Linked DNA regions of Homo sapiens: region 1 is linked to region 2. A link is an interaction called in ENCODE POLR2A ChIA-PET data of the cell type or tissue named here. Cell type or tissue: MCF 10A. All regions are shown on one strand. Links, peaks and the distances in the headings refer to the core of each region. The heading gives the core; the rest is flanking DNA. Region 1 has its middle 6.1 kb from the start of FN1. Region 2 has its middle 37 kb from the start of LINC00607.

The links. Peaks named below come from ENCODE experiments on the same cell type or tissue, not always from the same donor. Only the 100,000 strongest peaks of a DNase experiment are listed, where the experiment ranks them.
Region 1: POLR2A ChIA-PET joins it to region 2 with 5 read pairs; 2 of 35 experiments call an interaction of 5 or more read pairs at or near these places.

The regions. Positions count from the first base shown.
Region 1 is chr2:215,439,497-215,444,833 of GRCh38, reverse strand. No RefSeq gene overlaps it. Among named protein-coding and RNA genes, the nearest start is that of FN1, 6.1 kb to the right of the region's middle. In MCF 10A, for the core only: no CTCF peak of the experiment used is centred there; a DNase peak (open chromatin) is centred at 3,123.
Region 2 is chr2:215,877,738-215,883,121 of GRCh38, reverse strand. No RefSeq gene overlaps it. Among named protein-coding and RNA genes, the nearest start is that of LINC00607, 37 kb to the right of the region's middle. RefSeq lists an enhancer at 2,053-2,122. In MCF 10A, for the core only: no CTCF peak of the experiment used is centred there; no DNase peak of the experiment used is centred there.

The sequences.
Region 1 (5,337 bases), core at 338-5,337, 440 kb after region 2:
GTAGAAAAATCTATAGAATACTATCAGTTTCAATGCATTCCAGAAACAGTTGTGTTCCCTAATATCACATTTTATTCTATGAATAAAGATATGACAGATTTTTGTTTGGTTTTGACAGAAAGTCTCTATAAGGCATAAGTGATACTAGTCTACCAGGTCTGTCCAAGGTTTTCTTTCTTGAGAAGGAATTTGTGTACACTAATATTGTGAACACCTAGGAATTTACCACATGCTGAACTAGAGCGGATCTGAATAAGCTTTCCTCGACTTTACATGCTCTCAGCTAGATTATTTCATATCTAAAATGAATTTAAAGGCAAAACTTACATTTTTACATGTGTGAAAAATATATAAAAACCTTTAGCTTTTACATATATTGCATTTGTAGATTTAAGAAGCACTTTAAAAGATGAATCTCTTTCTGATGTGCCCCGATCTCAACTTCTTTGCGTGAACCAAATTACCTGGACAAAATCAAATTATTTCCAAGACAGTTAAGACGTCGACATGACCATGCGTGGTGGCTCACACCTGTAATCCCAGCACTTTGGGAGGCCAAGGCAGGAGGATCACTCAAGCCCGGAAATTTGAGACCATCCTGTGCAACATGGCAAAACCCCATCTCTACAAAAAATACCAAAACTTTGCCGGGCATGGTGGTGTACACCTCCTATAATCCCACCTACTCCGGAGGCTGAGGTAGGAGGATTGCCTGAGCCTGAGAGGTGGAGTTTGCAGTGAGCCAAGATCTTGCCACTGCACTACAATCTGGGCGACAAAGTGAGACCCTGTCTAAAATATCATAAATTTAAATATAAAATTCTGGTTTCTTTTCTCCGTCATTGTATGATGACTATGTCATTTGCTTCTATCATCTGAGCGTTTTACTTTGGGAAAGATAGAGTGTTAAAAGCGCATGCATTCAGTAGAGAGAAAAAAATAAGACCATGTAAGTCATGGGAAATACAAAGAAATCACAGCATGATTAATACTAGTTGCTAAGTTTGGAAAAGAATTCGTGTGTCCTAAGTCTATTCTGCTATAATTTAAGACTTAAAACTATGGGGTGGACTGCTCATGTCATCATTGGATGGTTAGAATCTGGATCGTCGCTGGGCATGGTGGCTCATGCCTGTAATCCCAGCACCTTGGGAGGCCGAGGCGGGTGAATCACCTGAGGTCAGGTGTTCAAGACCAGCCTGGTTAAAGTGGTGAAACCTCATCTCTACTAAAAATACAAAAATTAGCTAGTCGTGGTGGCGCATACCTGTAAGGCTGAGGCAGGAGAATCGCTTGAACCCGGGAGGTGGAAGTTGCAGTGAGCCAAGTCACGCCGTTGCACTCCAGCCTGGGGAACAAGAGGGAAACTCCATCTTAAAAAAAAGAAAAAAAAAGAATCTGGATCCCCGGGGTTTTAGCAGAAAATGGAATTAAAATGATTTCCATCGGGAGAATTTTGTGAAAGCACTGTTACCCCAGTGTGGGCATGACCAAGGAATAAAAAAGGGATGCTGAGGTTCCCAGGGACTAGCAATGTAGGCAGTTTGTCACTCCTACGGCTGCCATCATGGGGAAGGAGCCAGCGATAGCTGGAGCCTTGGAGGACCAAAGCCTGGGGAGGACTGCTGTCCTAGAGCAATGTTTCTCCCTTTTTCTTTTATGTATTAATGCCCTACCTTATACAACCCTCCAGGAAAGAAATGAAATTTAAAGTCTATCTAATATGATAAATTCATGGCCAGGCATGGTGGCTCATGCCTGTAATCCCAGCTCTTTGGGAGGCCGAGGCGGGCGGATCACCTGAGGTCAGGAGTTCAAGACCAGCCTGGCTAACATAATGAAACCCCGTCTCTATTAAAAATACAAAAATTAGCCCAGCATGGTGGCTCATGTATGTAGTTCCAGCTACTTGGGAAGCTGAGGCAGGAGAATCGCTTGAACCCGGGAGGCAGAGGTTGCAGTGAGCCAAAATCTTGTCCCTGCACTCCAGCCTGGGTGACAGAGCAAGATTCTGTCAAAAAAAAAAAAAAAAAAGTGTTAAATTCACAACTAAGGAATAAAATTTTTATTAGGTAGGGTTGAAATTTTTTAACCACTCCCCTTCTACCCCAAGAACCCACTTTTACCCTCTTGGGGCACTGTTGCCCCATTGATAATGCAGGTCCTAGGGAAAGGCAGCTGCCACTAGAACTCTGGCACTGAAGCCAGAACAAGGAGGGAGTGGGCAGGAACAACTCTCATCTCCGTCCTCTGTCCTCCAGCAAACAGAGGAAGCAGCCCCGCAGTTCACAGGGTCAGGCCCAGGGCCCAGAAGCAAGGCAGAACGATCTAGAGGAAGATAAAAAGTAACTGCCTGAGAGTGTTTCCAACGTTCTTTTAACATATAGGGCAAAGTCTCTTTGGGGAAAGCCATGTATGTCTTCGGTAAGAGCAAGAATTTTGTGTCAGGAGGACCGTGATTTCAATTTCAGCTCTGTCCCTTTCTTACAGCATAAGCTCTAGGACCATCTTTCAGCTCCGAGCTTCAGAGAGTAAAATGGCACTATTGATATCTACTTCTGGCAGTAGCTTTGAAGATAAAATAAAATAGCATATGCAGAGCACTTAGCACTGTGCCTGGCTGGATAGTCACTGAATGTGAATCTCAGAGTGTTTGTCATCTGCCCTTCTCTCCTTCCATTCATTCATTTGACATTTGCCAAGTACTTATCCAAGGGTGCCTGGTACCTAGTGCTGGGCATACAGAGGAAACAAGACAGAGCCTCTGCCCCCAGCAAACTTCCAGCCCAGTGGAGAGTCGATGGTAACAATCTTCCACATTTGATTCAAAATGCTGAAACACAGCCAGGCTGTTTGAAGGAAATTGGTTCCCAGAAGAATGGCCTTGGCTACAACAGATGGAAACTGGTAGCGTGTCAGTTGGCAGAGTCCTGTGTGACATCTTTTGATAAATTAATCTCATGTGAAAGAAGTCACCCACAAAATTCTTTAGCCAGTTGTCTTGCCCATACCTTTGGTTCTGAGGGAGACCATTATGTAATCACTTGACTAATCACCTGGTATTGACAGTGACACAACTTGACGCCACAATTTCTACAAGGCTTGTGATTGAGAAAACTTCATTCTTTGTCAATTATCAACAAACTTCTCAGACATTATACTCATGCGAGCTGCCTTCAGGGCATTTTCTTTTTCCTTTTCACATCTGTGCTTAATGAGTAGCATTTTTGCACATTGTTTTTCTAAGCTTTATATCCTCATCTGTAAGAGGAGAGGATGATAGTGCTTACCTTAAAAGTTTGTTGATGGTTAGATGAAAAAAATTCATATGAAACACTTAGTACTGGATCTGGTTTAGAGTGTTTAATAAAATGTAGCTATTTATTTCTATCTAGGTGCTGAAATCTTTGTGACTTCGTGACTACTTAAATGTGCATGCATGTAAGCAGTGCCTTAGTTTTCTTTTTTTTTTTTTTTTTTTTTTTTTTTTTTTTAGGCAGAGTCTCGCTCTGTCACCCAGGCTGGAGTGCAGCGGGGCCATCTCGGATCACTGCAAGCTCCGCCTCCCGGGTTCACGCCATTCTCCTGCCTCAGCCTCCTGAGTAGCTGGGACTACAGGCGCCTGCCACCATGCCTGGCTAATTTTTTTTTTTTTTTTTGTATTTTTTTAGTAGAGACGGGGTTTCACCATGTTAGCCAGGATGGTCTCGATCTCCTGACCTCGTGATCCGCCCGCCTCGGTCTCCCAAAGTGCTGGGATTACAGGCATGAACCACCACGCCCGGCCAGCAGTGCCTTAGTTTTTAATGTTTAAAATAGTAATGATTTTAAATGTCCATTTTATCTCAGTAAAATGGTCATACTTAATGAAAGAATATATCAAACTTATCTAGAAAATAGTTCAATATAAATTTACAATAACATGTATATGGCATCTTTACAATTCGATTGAATGTATTCTTAATTTATTTTAACTAATTAATTCACTAATTAGACAGGTAGGCATAAATATTGACAGCTCATATCAAAATAGTCTATTGTTGGCATAAATTGTTATTTACTAGATAATGTTTGTGGTTATTTTTAAGCATTTGGCTCAACTAACTTTTGTGATTAGCTGCATATGAGATGTTTAAAGTATGTTAATGCAAAAAGGATAGAAAATAATTTAAATATGGCAAAACTTCTATTTTTTTTTAAATTCAGCCTTTCAACAACAACAAAAAACTCTTTAATGCCAGCAACATGAAATAACATACAAAATTAAAATTTTTACAAGAAGCTGCTACTTTGCTTGGAAAGATGAAATGTTCTCCAAGACAGTTTTGGTTACATGTTCCAGCTACACAGTAGTTAGTTCCCATTTTACTGGATAAGTTAAACACCTTTGCCATGCCTGTTGGGAGTTACATCACTCTAATGAGAAAAGAATATTCCTGTTAAGAAGCAAAAAGCATAGATTAAGGCTTTTAAAAAGTGCTGATTAAAAAATAAAGTCACTTAAAATGTAAACAAAATGCCTATTAAGCGAAAACTGGTTAGCTTTCATGGCATAATTTAAAGCCCTTATCCAGTATTTTCTCCCTGGTTGCAGGCACCCTGTCAATTCTTGACAAACTTTTCAGACATTCTACTTACGAGGGCTGCCCGCAGGGAAGTTTATTTTTAACTTCTCACACCTGTGGTTAATGAGTAACATTTTTGTAAACGTGGCCATTTTCAAGGAAGAAGGGAAGCATTTTATGCCAAAAAAAAAAAAAAAATTCAAAATAAGAAAAAAAAAAAACTACCCTAATTTATCTCCCTCTAATCTACCTATAGAAGAAGATGAAATGAAAGTTCGAGCTCTCCAGAGTCAATGGCCTCCTCTCTAGCAGAACTGGAAGAAATTAATAACAGGATAAAAGCCAAAGGTTTCAGGAAAAACAGCCCATCAATTAAATGTTACACCTAAATGTAACATTTGAAATGTAACATCTAAATGTGACATATTTAAATGTAACCTTTAACATTTAACATTTCAATGTTAAATGTTAAATTTTTGAGACAGGATCTTGCTCTGTCATCTAGGCTGGGTCTGGAGTGCAGTGGTGTGATCACAGCTCCCTGCAGCTTTGATCTCTCGATCTTCTGGGCTCCAGTCATCCCCCAGGACTCATGTCAGACTCCTGAATAGCTGGGACGAGAGGTGCCTGTCACCATATCTGGTTATTATTATCATTATTATTAAGAGTGTCTCACTATATTGCCCAGGCTGGACTTGAACTCCTGGGCTTAAGTGACCCTTCCACACTGGCCTCCCAAAGTGCTGGGATTACAGGAATGAATCACCACACC
Region 2 (5,384 bases), core at 102-5,101:
ATGTGGGAACACAATGAGAAGGTGGCCACCTGCAAGCCAGCAAGACAGTCCTCATAGAACCCAACCCTGCTGAAACGTTGATCTTGGACTTCCAGCCTCCAGAGCTGTGAGAAAATAAAAATTTCTATTGTTTAAGCCACCCAGTCTATGGTATTTTATTATGACAACTCATCAAGCAGACTAATACATGTTGTCAATAGTTTTGTGAAAAAAATCTTCTGGTTTAATGAGTGTGACTCAGTTCTCTGGGATTTGCTCAATCATGGATGAACTGGCAGCCTGATAAAACTCAGATCGTAGATTTGCCTATTCTGGACCTACATACAAATGACATCATACAGTATAGGGCCTTTCATGGCTGGCTTCTTTCATTGAGCATGTTTTTCAAGATCCATCCATGATGTAGCATGTATCAGGACTTCATTTTTTTAAAAATGTAATTTAATATAGTTAATTTTAAGTTGTGGGATACATGTGCAGGATGTGCAGGTTTGTTACATAGGTAAACGTGTGCCATGGTGGTCTGCTGCACCTGTAACCCATCACCTAGGTATTAAGCCCCCTATCTCAATAAAGCTGTTATTAAAAAAAAAAACAAACCCAGATAATCAGGTGGCAAAGTTAGGGACTAAGCAAACCAATGACAAATCCAATGAAAATATCACCAAGGGATAGATGTCCCACGAGGTCCATCCTGCACAGCCAGCCTGCGGCATGTGTGCACCGTTTCCATCTTGTTCTTGTCATAGTCTCTTTCTCTCTATCCCCTTGCCATGTTGTAAACTACAACAAAATTTGGGGAAGGGAGGACATAAAATTGAAACACATGAAATAGAAACAACACAAAGCTAAATATAATTGATGATAATTTTACTCTTCTGCTTAACACTTCTCAGCACCCTACGTAAGAGTTTCATAAGAAATTCCCACCCCCCCGCACCTCTCCTGACTCCTGTAAAAAAAAAAAAAAAAGAAGGAAAAAAAAGAGTTTCATCAAAGTTATTTTCATATGAGAGGGCAGAGAATATGGCAAGAACTGACCAAATCAATCAGGAAATCTATTTGAAACCTTATTTTTTATTTAAAAAACTGTGGAAATTTTGTATTCTACTGCAGAATACTGCCATGTTGTTTTAATCTTAAAAAAAAGTCCTTCTCTTCTAATCTTTATGTAAAATTTATGTTTCAAAAAGATGAGCCTCATTTATTTGCATTTTTTTCTTTAAGTCCTGGCCTACCACATTTACTGCAGTGGGTAGATGTGAACTCGTTGACAAGCAGGAGCTTCTACAATGAAAGCCAAGCTCTGCAGCATGGCATATAAAGCCCTGAGTCATCTCTCTTTTCTTTTTTTGAAGTTCCATACTCCAGATTCACTGGAGTTTTTGGCACAGTTTCTATTATTCCTTAGGCCTTACATGCTATTCCCTTGGGCCGGGATGCATTTTTATTCCACCTGCTCTATCTCTGTACACCTATATATCTCCTACCCCTCCTCCAATTCCCAGCTCAGTGTCTTTTTCCTCTCTGAAGCACTTTCTTGAGTTTCCCAAGCAAAGATGATCATATTTTCTTTTGCGAAAGTATAAACTGGATATTCCAAAGCCCTCCAGTTTTCTGAGTATAATCCTTTCCTTTAGTAGCCAAATACATTGAATAGCTCCCCATCCCACATGCAGTACAAGATTCAGTGCCCTTTCCAGTATTTCCAAGGTTCTCAGGGAGGTTCATAATTTCCTGCCTTTTGAATTTTTCAACTATCCAGCTTGCTTCCCTGCTTCTCTGTGGGCAGGGACTAGCTTTTACTATAGTTCTCCAAAGCTTCACTAACAAAGACGTGCTGTGTGGCAGACATTTACTGAAGTTTTCAGAGGGGGATCACCAACCAAACAGAATATTAGAATAGCGAACAACCTATATTTAAATATTTGATGACTCATGGCCAGCCTCACGTGGGAGCCTTTCACAGGCAATCCATGCCCCCAGCTGTCACCTGCTGCTTGTTGCTGGGGCTTTTCTCCTCCTCTTCTTTGAGTCTTCAGGGCCCTTACAACCTCCAAAGCTTCCAGGGGCCAGTCCCACAGCCCTGCTTCTGTTATGTGGGGCAATTTGGCGCTTTCTTTGTGTTCTTTTTCATTTATGTAAGTTTAGAGGGGCCTCCCTTTTCATAACCAAAGAGGCTGTTCTAAACAAAAAATAACAATTTTCTTCCTAACAGCAATTCTTTAACATCCTAGAGCAACAGACTTAAACTTCAGTTAGCTCCTTGTGGTGGTTGCCAGATGCACTGCCCAGGTCCCACTGCAGGAGTGAAGGATATATTTTCTCAGCTGCTGGGAGTGGTAGAAACCTCTCAGCTGCCAATCCCCTTCAGGAATTGCCTTAGCTGAAGAGATCAGTCTTGCTCAAGGCCATTTAGCCTTCCTGGGGTAGCCTCTATCCAACTACCAGTCGCAACGCTTCCTGGCCCAAACTCAAGTGATTCTGCAGGGGCCATCCCAGCCACAGAGCTGCCCATGGGGTTGGCAGAAGGCTTTGCTGAGGCTCCACCCAGCTCATCTTTTCTTTCTTCCCCATCTGTCTTCCTCAGGGATGGAGCCTAAGAATACTCTACTCCCTGATAACCTCCTTCATGCTAATCACTGCAGTCTGCTTCTTGGGAAACAAAACTTGTGACACTCTGCTTCACACATTGTTTATCCTATCTAAGCTTGCGGTTTTGTTTGTTTGTAAAATGAGAATCCTAATAGTATCCCCCACATAGAATTGGGATGCGTATTATAATAGATGAAACACTTAAAGTGCTTAGCTGAATGCTAGGTACATTAAAATATAGTAAGTAAGCCTTACCTACCGTGATTACTGTGGACAGGTTCTGGTCCGTGGCCTGTTAGGAACTGGGCTGCACAGCAGGAAGTGAGCAGTGGGTGAGTGAGCGAAGCTTCATCTGTATTTACAGCCGCTCCCCATCACTCACATTCCTGCCTCAGCTCTGCCTCCTGTCAGATCAGTGGGGGCAATTAGATTCTCATGGGAACATGAACCCTATTGTGAACTGTGCATGTGAGGGATCTAGGTTATGAACTCCTTATGATAATCTAATGCCTGATGATCTGTCACTGTCTCCCATTGCCCCCAGATGGGACCATCTAGTTGCAGGAAAACAAGCTCAGGGCTCCCACTGATTCTACATTATGGTGAGTTGTATAATTATTTCATTATATATTACAATGTAATGGTAATAGAAATAAAGTGCACAATAAATGTAATGCGCTTGAATCATACCCAAAATGTCCCCTCCACCATCTGTGGAAAAATAGTCTTCCATGAAACTGGTCCCTGGTACCAAAAAGTTGAGGACAGCTGTTCTAGGGTATTCAGTGAGGAGGAGCTTAAACTTCCTCTTTTTGTTTTTTTTGAGAAACAATTGATAAATGTGACTTGAAATTTGCTGGGGCAGGGGTAGACACTTTAAGGAGGCTGGAGTCCTTCTGGGAAGAAAGGGATCAAGACTTTGTATTTTCCTCCCAAGATTCCACGTTGGTTTTATGTATCTGTTGACTGAAGTGTGCTGACAAAGCCTAGAGCACAGAAGAGTAATAAGGTGTCTGAGATAAAAACCATCATGGCCCAGTCATTGTCAAAAACAAACACACAAACAAGCATTTCCAGACTCACTCTGGGCTGCTGCTGGTGGTGGTGGAAAAGTCCCAGATGAGAAGTTCTGCAGAAAAATGAACCCCATTATTACATTTCATCCATCAATAGAACTGTTTGCATCTTTCATTTATGGAACCAAAGAAAATTTGTTTATCAGCCCGATTCCATTATGTCTGTCAATCCAATTTAGTTATGTATGAGAAGCATAGTAAAAAGTTACGGCAAAGAACACAAAAAGGGGGAATATGAGTTTTTGTGTATCTCCTGAGTATCATTTCTCTTGCTATTGAAGCAGGTAGTGCAAGCACATGATATGATTTTGAAATTGTTTTCTGAGCTTATAACCTTGCAGCTTTTCTACCCCATGAGGGACCCGGTCCTTTCTTATAAAAACCTGGTTTCAGAGGAGTCTAAAATGAAACAACTGACTCATATACTCAGATAAAGAGGTAAATTGATAACCTTGTATCTGAGTTACTTCCCTCAGATAGTTTCATTTTAAATGTGGACAAGGCCATGATAATTAAAGCCAAAATAGGTGGTATTAGCTTGGTGCAAAAGTAATTGCGATTTTTGCCCTTACTTTCAATGGCAAAAACCGCAATTACTTTTGCACCAAATTAATAATTATGAATACAAGTACCCTACCTACTCTCTGAACCAGAATTCCCAGACACTGAGAGTTTCTCCCTATACCTAAAGGAGAGGAATGAAGACACGGAGGCACCAAGAAGAATCTGAACAAACAGGCCTTGCTAAATTCCTCCCCTTAGAAATAAAATGCTAAGTCATTTCACAAGTATGTAGTAACTTATGTTTACAGCAAATAGTGGGTACCATGGATATTTCCAAAAAGAGAAATGAGTGCTTGTATTAGTTATCTATTGTTGTGTAATGTAGGAGAGAAGAGGTTTCTTTTCTCACCCATTGCAAAGTTTATGGCTGACACCCCTATAACAAAAAACAGATTAATAAGAGAAAGGCGTACAACCTAGTGCTGACCCTCCCTGCAAGTTCAGCTGAAGCAGAACGTGGCTTTAGTCAGAAGAAACAGACCAAGTCACATATGCATGCTGAAATCAAGGCTGAAAGTATGATGGATGTCCTGATCTTTCAGTTGAATTCTCCAGACATTAATAATTTTGACCCTAGGAAAGGTATCCATTTATGGAATACAAGAACACTATCTTCAACTGGTAACACAAGACCTAATTCAGATTGCTCGTTAAACTCAGAAAGCCATTGTGAAAGTGATTAGTAATATGACAAATGTTGACGTTGTTGCATGGTAAAAATAAAATAAATGGTTTACAGAAACCTGAAAAAAAGAGAAAAGCATACAGGCTTAATTACATAAGTTTTATATGATACAAGCGACTTTAGAAATGTAGACCCAAAGAAACAGGGAAATCTGTGTATTTTTACGGAGAGTTGTATGACTGGAGGGCAAAAGTGTGAGACTGAATGGTAATAAACTTGAGGGACAGGGAACTTAGCATGACCTGTTTATTGAGATTCTTCTCGGCACCTCTGTGTCTTCATTCCTTTCCTTTAGGTATAGGGAGGACCTCTCTGGAATGAGGGTCTTATGAACTACTTTAGAAAAAGGTCAGAAAATTCTTGTATGGCCTGTGTCAGGGGAGAAGTGAGAGATCAGAGAGACCTTCTTATTTCTGCTGTTGTCTCAAATTCCTCCTGCTTAAAATACTCAATATGCCAAGGTG